Linked DNA regions of Homo sapiens: region 1 is linked to region 2. Evidence: chromatin loops called from intact Hi-C (ENCODE). Cell type or tissue: natural killer cell. All regions are shown on one strand.

What was found. A loop is a pair of places that touch in the nucleus more often than their neighbours do. Peaks named below come from ENCODE experiments on the same cell type or tissue, not always from the same donor. Only the 100,000 strongest peaks of a DNase experiment are listed, where the experiment ranks them.
Region 1: it touches region 2 in a loop (4-fold over the local background); 4 of 110 quality-filtered maps call a loop at or near these places.

Annotation. Positions count from the first base shown.
Region 1 is chr11:37,446,267-37,454,266 of GRCh38, forward strand. No RefSeq gene overlaps it. Among named protein-coding and RNA genes, the nearest start is that of LINC02760, 490 kb to the right of the region's middle. In natural killer cell, CTCF peaks have their summits at 3,164 and 3,363; no DNase peak of the experiment used is centred here; H3K27ac peaks cover 280 bases.
Region 2 is chr11:37,627,557-37,635,556 of GRCh38, forward strand. No RefSeq gene overlaps it. Among named protein-coding and RNA genes, the nearest start is that of LINC02760, 310 kb to the right of the region's middle. In natural killer cell, no CTCF peak of the experiment used is centred here; no DNase peak of the experiment used is centred here; H3K27ac peaks cover 2,454 bases.

The DNA.
Region 1 (8,000 bases), 180 kb before region 2:
TGGCTCTACCTATCCTTGCCCACATTTCTTGTTAGCCTGAGATTATCTGGTTTGTGAAACCCAATTTGGTTTTTACCTCTTTCCTTCATGTCTTCCCTCCTTTTATGAAATTTCAAAACATGTTAAGAGGCTGAAAAAAAAAACTTTGCATTTCAGTTTTTGTGATTTGGGGGGCCCTCTAGACATAGAGCTCAGAACACAGGCCCTTTCAGCCTAATCTAAAGGCAATACTGGATCAAAATGGAATAATGACAGAAATAGCTTCTGAACTCCTATGATCAGGTTCCAGAGCCTATGCTCTTAATTACTACACTGTACTACCCCTCAGCAAGACTATCCGAAAGAATCTTGTTTTAGAGGGACTTGTTCTATATGGAATGCCTTTGAGAAAACCTTGTCAGGATTCTTAATCTGTGATAGGACACAGCAGTCTCATTACATTATGGTCGGGTTGCATATAAGAATATATCAGAATTTTTTTTTCATTAAATCTCTGGCATGATTGCATTGCTATTTAAATTGCAATCTGAAAATGAAACAGTACTTTTATTTTTAGTCATTAAAATCATGCCAAAAACTGATGTGGAAAGGATTACTATTCAATGAGTGACAAGAGGGGGTTGATTTAGTAATTACATAATTTGTGTTTTCACATCTAAACCCTCTCTCTCAGGCTTCCTAGAATATACTAGATGTGAAGCTGTTAATCAATTATATCTTTAAAAAAATTACAACACTCATTCTACTTTTCTACAAATAATTCATAGTCATGGTACAATTGGCATCCCATAGCGATGTCTAGTAGTATGTACTTATTGTTGAATGTAAGAGAGCTTTAAAAATAACTAAAATGTACCATGAAAGTAAATTAGTAGAACCCTTGTTGTGATTCTGAATTCTTGATTGACTTTTATCGTCTTTGTTTGTTCATTCACCACAGGGAGAAGAGCCTACCATCACCCTGAAATTAACAATGTTCAACCCTATTAAATAACACTTAAAGAGTTATCAATTCTGAGTGTTACACTAATGCCATTTTCTGACTAAAATCTTAGAATTCATTTCCTTTGAAACTGAAAAGAATAATGATCTTCTCCTCTTATAATAATCTCAAATCTGCATTTACATAAGCAATCATTTTATTTTAGATTTTTAAGATTTTTTTTGGCTGCTATGTGATAAGATTATATCTTATAATTTTACCTGAAATGTAAAAAACCAATTGTAGTCTTTCTGATTCTACAATTTGGAGCTTATTATAGTTTAAGATTAATGAATTTATTTTATGTTTTCTTTAACTGTGTGTGGAAAGAAGAAAAACAAACAATATTTCTGTGATTGAATTCTAGCCCCAGCTATGCATGACTATATTGGGGAAGCTACTGGTTCACAGAATCTCTTATTGCTTCAAAATATTTTAACAATATTATGGAGCTTTAGAGAATGAATATGGGATCCATGGAGAATAGATGTACCTTTCAACAGACATAGATGTAAAAATGTAACAACAGCTAACATTTATTGAGTTCTTGCTCTATGCCAGGCATTGTTCAAAGTGCTTTATGCGCAGTCTGATCTAATTATACAACAGCTCATGCTAGGTTTTGGTGGGTATTGGAAACCCACTCTGGACTGTGTATTCTTGGGATTTTACTTCTACTTAACATCCTGAAGGAAGAGGCAGAGTGGGTTATCTATAACTGCCCTTATAAGCACTGGCAAGGAAAATGAAATCTTTCTGTCTTTCACATCATGCAGAGAACGTATAGGGAGAAGAGGTAACTAGATTGTTATTGAGAAAAACCTAACCTGTATTACCCAAGATGTTCTTATACATAAACATTGAATTTAAATGTGATGTTTATCTCTATTCTCTCTTTTGACTTTATTCAATAATTTTTCTAAAGAATATTGCAGTCATAAAATGGTAGCAATTCATATTCTGATTACAGTAGAGAGAAATTATAAATTTTTTTAAATGGAAGAATTATTACATGTGTTATGATACTTAATATTAAAGAAATATTACTTAGATATGAAAAATGCTCACAGCGTCAAAACATATTAACTATAAATACTAAGGGAAATGTCTAAAATGTAAACCACATGAATATTGAACAATATAAAATACTTGAACAATATAATATAATGTTCAATTATATTGAACAAGTATAATATAATATACTTGTTCAATATAAAATATATTGAACAATATAAAATACATACAAAAGTATGATACAAATAGAAGGATAACAAGAAAATTAGAATAGTTTTTATTTAAGGAACTTTGGGTAAATTGATTTCTTTAAGAATTTACTTAAAAAATTAAGATGTGAAGGAAGACTTATTTAAAACCAATAATATTTGTAAAGCAATTTGCTCTTTTCTATATTTACTAAAAGGAAGAAAAATTGTTTCAAACCAAAAGTAATTTTGAGTAAACAATACACAGTGGTTGTATTCATTTAAATATAAAATATGATATTTTCTGTGTCATCTGCCATAGTCCATCAATCAAACAAATTATCCTTGGAACTTCTAAGGCTATTAGCACTGAGGAACACATAGTTATTTCCTTACAATACTTTCAGCTTAAATTGGAATTTTTACTGCCCAGAGTACAATATAATCTAGAACATCTTTTTTTCCTAGCAAAAGCTCCTATTCAGTCTGAATTATCTCAGGATATAGTCATTGATTTCCTTAATCAATCCAGAACTGTCCATCTTCACTGGTTGTAGTCGTCTCTGGTTGCCTTATAATTGTATAAATACACCACCTTAGAACTTACATACATTTTATGAGAAAGTATGGTATTCTTCTAGGAAAACAAACTAGAACAAATAATATTCTGGCACAACTATGAGGCAAAGGAATATTTCTTAAAAAAAAAAAATAGCGAATCAAAGTTTGCTGCTCAAACATCACCTCAGGGAGTGGCTCAATTGGGACAGTAAACAGCCTGTGTTTCCAGCACCTCCACCCACAGTAGTTATGAAACATTTGGAAATCAACAGAGACTTGAAAGAGCCAAAAGTACGCAGTGCCCTATATATCTGCAGTTGCAAAAATGCTGCCCGAGTATTTGAGACTTTGGCAAATTTACCCTTCATTCCACAAGGTGGGGTTGTTTCAATATGAAAGAAAAGAGCAAGAGGCTCCAACTGAGACATGCTCTTGCCCTATTTCCAAATAAGAAAATATTATTATTTTGCTATTACAGAGGAAGAAAAGACAGACTTTTGTAAATCTATGAGAGAAATGTTCTTGGTACACTTTTTTGTTTTTCTTAATTCTAAACAATGCTTTATACAAACATAAATTTGAAAGGAAGATTCTGCTGCTTTATTCAATAATTAATATGAGTAACTAAACAATTTGCTAATTCAACAAATATTTATCTCTTCTGTACCAGGCAGTGCTCCATGGCCTGAATATAGAAAACTGAACGAATTAGTAAAAACAAACAAACAAACAAAAAACTACCACAACAAAACTGTTTGTGGAGCTTATATTCTATCAGAGCTATGGAAGGTATGGAAGGGGCTGCTGAGATGAAGATGGAACATACAAATATAATATATAAGCCCATATAATAGCATATTAGATAATAATACATTCTAGGTAGAAAACAAAAAGAATGGAGGATGCCCAGGCTGGGGGTGGGATTGGGTTAACAATTTAATAATCTGATCTCTGAGACGTCCCTGAAAAAGTAACGCAGTTTGTTAATGAATTAAATGTTGGTGTAAGAGAAATAAAGAATGAATGAGTTTCAGACTTATATTGTCAGATTTTTCCTGGTCCATAAAAAATACCCCTAGATAAAATTTAGGTTTTGGACCTTCTATGTCTTGCTCAGAGGCATTCTACTTGGTAGTTTTGTGATGCTGAGCAAGGTCCTAATGCAGTCTAGGTTTTGATTCCTTCATGGGCAAAATGTGGATAATATTGGTAACAAACATATAAATATAAGGATGAAATGAGTTAATATATGCTAAATGGTTATATCATGCCATTATATGCTATTATTTTTTCTTTAATTGCATTCTCAAAATCAGGATCTGCAACCCAAATCTCTCAATCTATTATTCTAAAATGCCTCTCTAATATGCTATAACGTATTAGAAAGTAAAAAGCAAAGTAAAAAGGAAGGAAAGCTGTTTAGACTGCATCTTCATAGCAGGAAACAAATTCTAAAGGGGGTGGAGTGGGGAGGTGTGGGGAAGAAATAAGAAGAAACAAATTGGTGGCATGAACGACTGATTCTACTTGTTTCTCTATCACTCAGAGTTGTCTTTTCCCCTAATTTCTTGATTAAGACTGACAAAGATTCCCATGAATCCTGATCTTGCTATCAATTAGGCAGCATCTCTGAGAACTCAGTTCCATACTTGACATGGCAATATTATGTGGCAGTCAGAAACTGATGTAAAGACTTTCTGGTGCTGCTGTGATAACAGCCCAAGCAGCAATAGGAGAGAGAGGATATGTTGAAACATGAAGTTGTTCTGTGGTTTGTGGGCCAAGAGTGGCAAGACTTCCTCATCACTACTCCCTGACCTTTCTTCTACCGAATATTGCTTTCACCACTTGTTAGTTTCACTAATAAGATTGATTTCTACTACTGAAACTGGCAAAGGTTCACGTGTTTCAAATTGAATAAATTGGAAGAGACACAGATTGAGTGCTGGTGAAACTGGTTCAATTAACTTGTGTATTTGAGTACCATTATGTGACTTGGGTATCTGAGTAGCTATTATGTGACTCAGGTGTTTGAGTACCTATTGCACGAAACAGACCTTTAGATAGTATAGGAAATAATGTCTTCAAAGATAGGAAAATTAGATGTTTACATAATAGCAATATGGAGCATCATAAAATAATTTCTATAAAAACCAAGTTAATGTGGTATGCTTTAAAGGAATGAAAAATCATGTCTAACATGGGATCATGTGAGGCATTATGCAGAAGGTGTGTTTGAAATGGGTCTTGAAGAATAAGGATACAATCTAGGCAGATAGACAGAGAAGGTACTGAGCTCATCCCTAATCCTCACCTTGGTGTTTGTGTTTTCCGGGGAATAGAAGTTGAAATATTTGGGTTGCAAGATTGTTAGAAAACATGCTGAGTTCATGTTTCAACGTCACAGTTGTAGACAAGTTTACCTTTGAGTAAAGTTCAAATGATAAACTTTTACAAAGATTTTTATTAGTGAAGTTCTTTTTCATATTATTGCATATTCTTATAGACCTTCCTCATCAAAACTTTGCTTTGTTAAAATTACACATTGTCGTAATAGCCAGCATAAATATTATTGAAGGAAAATGTGTGTCTGCAATCAAAGCCTTTCCTCATAGTTTGGAGAAAGAATTCCTCAGAGGTCACAAGTAATAAACTTATTGCCTTTACACATGCCAACTGATCTTGATTTAAAAGCTCTTTGCAAGGTCTGGAAACCCTGACATTCTGTTTGTAATAATATTGATCGATTTCAGAAAGATAAAGTCTAACATTCAATATCAATACTTAAAAGTCTTCCCAGAAAATACAGGGAAAGAAAATAATTCCAGCTTTCTGAATGTACAGGAATTAGAATGAAAATGCTCGAAAACATCTTTGAATTTAGAAAATGTGACATATTACTAAAGACTTAGAATGAAGGCCAGATCCCAGAGGGTGTAATAAACACAATCAAAAGAAGCAAACTGATGTAAAATGAAGGCCAAAACAACACTGAAATATCCACTGACCACAGACCTCTGCTTTTTAAACTGTGTGCCTCTTTTAAAGCCTCTGCATGGATTTATTGTTGAACATTAACTTGGGTTTGACAGGTCATCCACATGGAAAAATCCAATGTGGAGTTAGAATTGCTGATTGGAATTTCTGCTGACATATCAAGACTATAAATGCAGATGAGGAAATCACCCACTTAGAGAAAATAGAACTTTGGGAGTGACTGACATAAAAGAGAAGGGTTTACATTGAGTAGAGCAGGGATTATTAATCCTAAACATTCCCAGAATCACCCAGCAGGTATTTTAAAACAGGTCACAGATGCATGCTGGACATCTTGATGAGAGGGGTGTGAATCTTGACAAGAGGGGTGTAACTCAGAAATCTACTCAGTTTTTAAAAGTATCTCTATGTACACATATAGAAATTTTTTTAATTGAAGAAATGTCCTGGAAAAATACTTAAAAGTTGGAAAACAAGAATGATTTTTCTCTTTTTACATATAAAAAGTTCCAAAAATATTCCTGTGCTTTATGTCTCATGTGCATTGTAAGAATAAAAGGAAAGTTAAATTGAAAGTGCTTTTGTATTCACAAGTATTAATTAATTTTTTAGCTTATGTCATAAAGAAGTGATTACTTGTTTATATAAGCATTTTCATCATTCTGTTTTACCAAGTATAAATTAACTATGGTCTCCCCCACAACTGAAGGGAATTAATTAACCAGAGTTTCTCACATAATTTACGAACAAAGATCTTAACATGAGACCTTATTTATTAACAGCTAGCTTCCCCAAAGGAACTAATCACTCAACAATACAAAGGGGCATCATTAAGAAATGGAAATATTTTTTTAATAAATGGATAATGTTTTGATTACTTCAAATGGTAGTACTTAAAGCCTCTATTACAGCTGTTTCTGTTTTTGTTTTATTCTGTGTGTGGGAGAACATTTGACTGATGGATTTTATTTTCTTAATCCGTATGACATTTGTTTATTATTAAACCTCTTTCTTATAAGAAGCTGATAAAGTCAAATTTCTTGGCTCATGCATTCTGAACTTGGAGGTAGTCACATTCTCTAAATTATAAATGGTTTTGCTCAGATGAAAGGAAGTTCCACTTGTTTTTCCACTTTAAGGCATCTGCTGAGATGTCTAGGTGTGCATACTCTTCCTGTCATTTCCATCCACTAAGATAATGACCGTGCTTTGGCATAATCACAGCTTCTGAAGCACTGTACTCTTACTAGGCTAAATTTATTACTAAATTCCAGGAACCACTTCCTGCTCACAAGTACATTCAAAGGTACATATTTTGATATTTAAGTCTTTTTTATATTCCTGTCATTTGCCCCTTTGCCCTAAGAAAATTTCAAGGTAGAGTTTTTAGTGCCCTTGAGAAACATCATAAAATTTTCTTCATGTTAAAATATCAACTTGTTTTACTTGCAATCCTGCTATAAAATATAGGCCCACACTCAGAATATTAAGGATTCTAAGAAGAGAGAGACAGAGAAGGGGGGCGGGGAGAGAGAGAGTGCAAGCCATAACCTAAACATGTGATTGCATATGATTGTACAAAAAGACATTAGTGATTAAAAACTTAACAGCTCTAAACAAGGAAAGCTATAATGGAAATAAAGCATTTCCAAAGCAAGCAGCTGATAAGACTGTAGTACAGAATGGATAAGAAAACTACACACCTGGGCAAGTGGTAATATTTATCTTGGTACAAATGTGTATATGTAGAATACTCTCACCACAACAGTATTTTCCCTGGTGCTTTATTTTTATTTTTCTCCTTGTATAAAGCTTTTAAAAAGAAGAGAAACACATTCTAAAAGCATATAATGATATAAATATGTATGTTGGAAATTCTGCCAGTGCACTATCAAGAAGCTGAAAAATAATTTGAAAACTGTTTTTAAAAATGTATTATTTCAACAGATATTTAATGAGTTATTATATGCTTAACACTCTACTAAATGCTGAATGGCAGTCAACATAGATATTTGTCACTATTTTTCACGGCATTTATCTTCTGGAGAAAGAATGAGATGTGAAAAAATAATTTTTATAAGGTGTGGTAACTGTTAGAATAAGAAACATACAGAATATGAAGGGAACTCCTAGTAATATTGGAATATACCACTTATTCTTTCAAAGTGGTAAAGTCAGAGGGAACATCAGGTAGATTAAAAAAGACATGTTGAAAATTGTGAGGCCTAAGAAAAGTTGTAGAGTTTTAAAGAGTCATG
Region 2 (8,000 bases):
AACCACTGTTGTACTCTGTCTCTATGTGTCACCTTTTTTTAGATTCCACATATAAGTGAGATCATTTGGGTTTGCCTTTCTGTGGGTCTGGCGCATTTCACCTGCCATGATGTCTTCCAGGTTTATGCAATGACAAAGTTTATTCTTTCCATGGCTAAGTAGTAGTCTATTGTGCATATATACCACATTTTCTTAATCCATTCATCCATTGGTAGACACTTAGGTTGATTCCATTTCCTGCAATAACATGGGAATGCAGATAGCTCTTCAAAATACTGACTTCATTTCTTTTAGAGATGTATCTAGTAGTGGGATTGCTGGATCATATGTTACTTTCATTTTTAGTTTTTTAGCAGCCTCCATATTGTTTTCTATAATAGCTATACTGACTGACATTCCCACCAACAGTGTGTATGTTCACTTTTCCATATCCATGCCAGCATTTATTACTTATTTGTCTTTTTGAGAATAGCCATTTTAACTGGAGTTAGGTGGTAATCACAGTGCAGTTTTGATTTACATTTCTAGATAATTAGTGATATTGAGAATGCTTTATGTACCTGCTGGTCATTTTTTAATTGGGTCTTTTCATATTTTGTTTTTGAGCTGTTTACATTAGTTATATATTCTAGATATTAACCCCTTGGAATACATGTATAGTTTATAAATATTTTCTCCTATTCTGAAGTTATTGTCTCTTCACTCTGTCAATTATTTTATTTGCTGAATGGAAGTTTTCTATTGTACAATCTTATTCGTCTATTTTTGCTTTGGTTGTGTGCTTTTTTAAGGTCTCAAAAAAATCCTTGTCCAGTATTGTCACCTAAATTGGTACAGGTACTGACTGAAAATCTCTAGTGGATAATCATAACACTCTTGGTCACATGTTCTTCTTTCTGCTTGAAAACTTTTTTTTAAAAGGAAAAGATACCAAATGCCTGCTGCTACCGCCCTTTTCAATTGCTATCTTTTGAAAGGCACCAGTATGTGTTTTAGATTGATTTCCATTTCACAAAAATGACAGACAGTAGTTTCAGCTCTGATGGTATAAGCAAAATAAATAAAACATGTTTATAAAAAATAAAAAAAAATCCTTGCCCAGACCAATATCCTGAAACATTTCCCCTATGTTTTCTTTGAGTAGTTTCATAGTTTGGGGTCTTACATTTAAGTCTTTAATTTATTTTGAGGTAAATTTTTTGTAAGTAGCGAGAAACAGGGATTTAGTTATATTCTTTTGTGTGTGATTATCCAGTTTTCCAAGTACCATTTATTGAACAGACTGTCCTTTCTCCAAGTGTGTTCTTGACACCTTTGTCCAAGATCATTTGGCTATAAATGTATGGATTTATTTCTGAGCTCTCTATTCCTTTCCATTGGTCTGTGTGTCTGCTTTCATTGCAGTACCACGATGTTTTTGTTACCATAGCTTTGTACCATATTTTGAGTTGAATAGTGTGATGTCTCAAGTTTGTTTTTTTCCACTCAGGAATGCTTTGGCTTTTGAGTCCTTTGTGTTTCATATGAATCTTATGATTGTTTTTCTATTTGTGCGAAGAATGTTGCCAGTATTTTGACAAGGATTACATTACATCTGCAGATCGCTTTAGGTTGTATTGTCATTTTTACAATATTAATTTTTCCAATCCATTAACACAGACTACCTTCCCATTTCTTTGTGTCCCTTTGTATCCCCTGTTGTAAAAATTTCATAGTGTTTTCAATGTAGAGATCTTTTACCTCTTTGGTTAAACTTATTTTTAAGTATATAATTTTTTGTAGCTATTGTAACTGAAATTGTTTTCTTGATTATTTTTTCATATTGGTTCACTAACACTATATAGAAACACTAATTTTTATTTTGATTTTGTATTCTGCAGCTTTACTGTCTATTAGTTCTAACAGTTTTTTTTTTTTACTGAAGCCTATATTGTTTTTTATATACAAGATAAAATTTTCTACACTCAGGGATAATTTTATTTCTTTTCCGATGTATATGCCTTGTCTTTGTTTCTCTTGCCTAATTACTCTGGCTAGGACTTCCAGTAGTATATTGAACAAAATGGTTAAGGGAACATCCTCATCTTGTTCCTGGCCTTAGGACAGATTTTAGCTTTTCCCCATTCCCTGTGATGCAAGTCTCAGATTTGTTATGTATGACATTTATTGTGTCGAGGTACATACCATCTATACCTAATTTGTTTAAAGTTATTGTCATGAAGGAATTTTGAATTTTGTCAAATGCTTTATCTGCATCTATTGAAAAAATCATGTGGTTGTTTCTCTTTCTCTTAATAAAGTATATAACATTCATTGATTTGCATATGTTAAACCATCCTTGCATCCCATGAATGATTCCCACTTAATTATAGTGAATTATCTTTTTTAATGCACACTTAGATTCAGTTTGCTAGTATCTTGTTGATAATTTTTGCATTTACTTTTATGAAATATACTGGCCTATAGGTTCCATTTTGTTTTTTATGTTCTCATCCAGTTTTGGAATTAGTGTAATGCTGGCTCATAAAGTGAGTTTGGAAGTATTAACTTGTCTTTAATTTTCTGAAACAGTTTGTGGAAAATTGTTATTAGTTATTTAAATGTTTGATAGAATTCAAGAGTGAGGACATCAAGTCCTGGGATCTTCTTTGCTGAAATACTACTTTTTACGTCTTCAATTTCTCCACCCATTATTGGTCTTTTTAGATTTTCTATTTCTTCATAATTTAATCTTGGTAGGCTGTGTGTATCTAGGAATTTATCCATTTCTTCTATGTTATCAAGGTTGGTGGTGTATAGTTGTTCATAATAGCTTTTTATTGTCTTTTGTATTTCTGTGATATTTGTTCTAATGTCTTCTTTTCATTTCTGATTTTATTGTGTGAGTTTTCTCCCTCTTAGTCTCACTAAAGGCTTGTCAATTTTTTATATAGCACCATTATATTCTGGGGTATTTAGAGTTTGATTTATAAATTTACCTCTACTGGTGGGTTTCTGTTTAATTTTCAAAAAAACCTGCTTTATACCTAGGTACTCTAGTATTGGGTACATATATTTATAATTATTGTAATCGCTTGTTGAGTTGATCGCTTTATCATTACATATTAACCTTTTCTCTTTTTACAATTTTTTTACTTAAAGTCTTTTTTAAATTTGATCTAAATACAGCTGCAAAAGCTGCATGCAATTTTTTTTTCATCCGTTCACTTCAATCTATGTTTGCCTTTAATGGTGAGGTGAGTATTGCAGGCAGCAAGGAGTTGGGTCTTGTTTTTATGTTTGTTTGTTTGCTTGCTTTTTATCCACTCAGCCACTCTATCTTTTAATTGAATAATTTAATTCATTTACATGCAAGGTTAATATTGATTAATAAGAACTCACTTTGGTTATTTTGATCATTTTCTGATTATTTTGTAGTTGTTTTGTTCTTTTCTTCTTCTCTTGTTTACCTCTATGGTTTGACAGTTTTCTGTGGTCCTCAGCTTTGTTTCCTTCCTCTTTATCATTTGTGTCACTTATTTCTTTGCGGTTAACATGGGCTAACATAAAGAGTTTTGTAGTTACAGCAGACAATTTTAAGCTGATAACAATTTAACTTTAGTTTTAAAAAAGTACTCAAGACCATTTATATTTTTGTTACCTTAATTTACTTCTTTATCTATTATGTGTTCCTTAGTCACTAATTTTAGATATGCTTGTTTTTTATCCTTTTGACTTTAAACCTTCATGATAGAGGATTGAGAGATTTATATAGCATCACTACATTGCTGGGGTATCTTGAGTTTGATCTATGAATTTCCCTCTACTGATGGGTTTTACCTATGGTGTGTTTCTATTTAACAGTTTTCTGTGAACACGTTTTAGTTCTTTAGCTAGACTACAAATTTATAGCTGGACACATGGCAGTGGTAAATAGATATTTTCTTTTAAAGTATTTGAGTGCTTGCTACATGCAGCTTCTCTATCAGCATCTCACGTACATAGTTCATTTAGTGCTTATATCAATAAAGGAAAGAATGTATTGTCCTTTTTTCCTAATAAGTAAAATTAATTTCTGATAGTCAAAATAGCTTGCAAACATGTTTACACAAGACACAACACGAAGTCATATAACTGGCATCTGAATACATTTTTCTCTGACTTCAACTCTGTAGCTGAGCCAATATGCTATCATGATTCTCTAAAAGTGAAGTCCTTCATAAAAGGTAATAGAAGGTTTGTGAAAATACCTATACATAGAGGTCAATCTTCTTATAATAAACAGAAAATGTGATTTACATATGTTGGTTCTCCTAGGAGGAATATATATTCCTTTAGATATTTCACGTGATACCTGTTACACTGAAACTGAACTATTTTAACTAAGGAATCTTGCAAAGAAGCCTAGTGATTAGATGAATAAGTTATCTGAGCAGAATGGTACAGTCCACAATAACAATATTTCAAAGGTCATATAAATGGATTAATTCAGTAAGCATTAATCGATACTAAATCTCAGGCGCTATGTTAAGTGTCATGAATACAAAAAGAATGGCATGCTTCTTAATCTCTACAAGCTTTCATTTTAGTGAGAAGAGGTATATGTAAAAAAAATTCCTGATATAAAACAGACACTTATTAAATAATATATATTGAATTTAAATGCCTTAACATATTCATGGAGTGCAGATGGATGAGTGATTAATTCTGTCTAGGCAGGAAGTAGTGGGAGATTTAGGATGCCCTATGAAAGATTTAGGATGATAGTAAACCTATGATTTGAAAAATAAGAGAACATTAACTAGTAAAGAACTAATGAGACAGACATACCAGAAAGTCAAGAGTGTTTTCGGAGATACAAAATATAACTTGTTCAGATGCATCCTATTTTTCTCCTATGTATAAAAAGGGAGGGATGAGAAATAGCAGTGAAAAGTTAGATGGAAATAGACATTGAAGCATTATCCTCAAGATAAGAATTTTCTGCTGTGATCAAATATCATTGCAAGTTTCCCAAATACTTTAAATGTATACTTTTTAATACACTCAAAATAGTCTTAATAAAATTATTGTCCTCTTAATTTGGTACTGTCTATTAACATCAGTGGCCATATGGTAATAACAACATAGTTTTAAACACAGTAGGGAAGCTCAGTGAAATAGAGATAAGAAAGTAGAATGGTAAGTTTTTGTAATAACCTTCTAGAAGAAGATTCACTTAAATCAGTTAATTTCATGGCATTCATAAAATATTTGCAAAGGAAAATGAGCTCTCTGGAGGAATAACATTGGTCTCATTTCTTCACACTTTCTTTTTTTGTTTATTTTTCTAAGAAGTTTTGACAATTCAGGAGTGGTTTTTTAAATTTTCTCACATTCTGTAACCATCTTTTTACCATATTTAACCTCATTGCCTCTTACACCTTTTTAAGACTTGGTGGGAAAAAATGAATAGAAACAGAAAAAAGAGGTCAATTCTTTTTTCAAATCTAACACATTTCTCTACTTGATTGTAAAACAAAGAAGAGTTTGTAGTTAATATTTGGAAGGGAAAACAATTTTGTTTTGTTTCATTTTGTTTTTCAGCAGACCAAGTGGTACATATTCTTTGGGAAAAAATATCAAAAACTAAATAAATAGATGCAGTGGATAAATTATAGAAACATTATCTCTAAATTGGGAAATATTCTATCCCTTTATAAACACCACGTGAAACTTCTATTGTTTATAGAGTAACTTCTGAAAACAGGAAAATTTTTAAAATGTGTTTACTATGTACCACTTATAATGTAACATCGTTCTTTTTTCTTATTTTAAATAATCATATTGAAGTATAATTAATAATACACAAGTATAAAGTGTACCATTTGATATTCCCACATATGCATACCTATAAAACTTGTGCACATCGTAATTCCTCCAACCTGTCTTCAGTGGTTTACATATGATTTGTTTCCACTAAAACAAATTTGATCATATTGAGGGATCACATTTCAATGGGAAACACTGTCAATGGGAAACACATTGATCCCCCAATGTGACAGTGTTGGGAGCTGGAGCCTAGTGGCAGGTATTTGGGTCATGAGAGTGGATCCCTCATTTACAGATTTATAGACTAGTGCCTTCTTATGGGGATGAGTAAGTTGTTGCTGTCTGGAGAATGGATTAGCTCCTGTGAGTGTGGGTTGCTAAAATGTCTAACTTCTTCCCTCGCCATGGGATCTCTTTGCGCGGGCCTACTCCCCTTCTGCTTACATGTTGAGTGGGAGCAGCACGAGACCCTGACCAGAAGATGAGCAGATGCTGACGCCATGCTTCCTGAGTTTCCTAGGCTGCAGAACCATGAGCTAATTCTTTTCTTTTGAAATTACCCAGCCTCAGGTATTCAGTTGTAGCAACACAAAATGGATTAAGACACCATCCCTGCCATTCCATTTCCCATAAGTATCAGCCTAATGTCACTATGGAGTAGTTTGTATTTTCTATAATTTTATAAGTGGAATAATGGACAATATAATTGGGAGAGGCATCTGGCTTATTTTATTTAAAAAAATTACTTATAGGTTCATCCATTCACAGTGTTGCATGTGTAAATGACTTATTTTTTTATCACTGAGTAGTAGGGCATTATATAGGCAACCTCCCATTTTTTAATTCATTATCTGTTAATGAATTTGCATTCATTTTCTAGGGCTATCACAACAAAGTAGCACAGACTAGATGTCTTAAAAAACATAAATTTATTTGCCAACAGTCTGGAGGCCAAGTCAGAGATTCAGGTAGTGGCAAGGTTGATTTCTTTTAAGGTCTCTCTCCTTGGCTTCCACATGTGTCTTTTCTCTGTGTCTTCACATGGTATTTCCTCTGTGCACTTCTGTGTTCTAATCTCCTTTTCATATAAGGACACAAGTCATCTTGAATTACGACCTACTGTAAGCACCTCACTTATACTTAATTACTTCTTTAAAGACCCTATCTTCAAATACAATTACATTTAAAGTATTGAGGGCTAGAACTTCAACATATAAATATGAGGGGGTGCACAATATATAAGTATGGGGCACAGTATGTGAGTGCTCAAAGTAGACAGGGTACTGTCTACTTTTTGACTATGAATATTTACTTATAATCTTTCTATGAATATATATCTTTATTTCTTTTGAGTAAACACCTGGAAGTGGAATGTCTGTGTCGTATGGTAGATACCAATTTAACTTTAAAAAAGAAGCAAACTTTTCCAAAAGAGTTGTACCCCATTTAACAATTCCACCAGTAATATATGAGAGTTCCTGTTGCTTCACATCCTCATCAACACTTGTTACCATTAATCTTGGAGTATGTGGGGGGTGTGTGTGTTTGTGTGTGTGTGTGTGTGTGAGAGAGAGAGAGAGAGAGAAAGAAAGACCAACTGTTACATTTTTTAAAAATCTCAATGTTTATTAAGCATAATAAAGCACCACAAAATGCTATTTCAGGCAACAACAGACCACATATGCCATGATGGTGCCATACGATTATAATACCATATTTTACACTACCTTTTTACACAAATACTTACTATTGTCTTATAATTGCCTACAGTCTTCAGCACAGTAATATGCTCTACAGGTTTGGAGCCTAGGAGCAGTTGGCAATACCATACACCTTAGGTATGGAGAAGGCTTTAACCTCTAGGTTTGTGTAAGTGTATTTTATGATATTCACACAGCAAGAAAATTGCTTAATGACATGTAACTCACAACTGTATATCTAACTTTATAATAAACTTTCTATGTATATAAAATTTTATGTATCTATACCTGGAGTTTTTGATAGAACTAAATCATAAAACTCTCAGACTGGTGGCTTTATTATGACAAGGATTTTAACAACTAAATCAATTTTTAAGTTTTATTTTTAATTGGTACATAAAAATTATACATATTTATGTGGTAAAATGTGATGTTATAATACATGTATAGATTGTGTCATGATCAAATCAGAGCATGTAGCTTATCTATCACCTCAAACTTTTATCATTT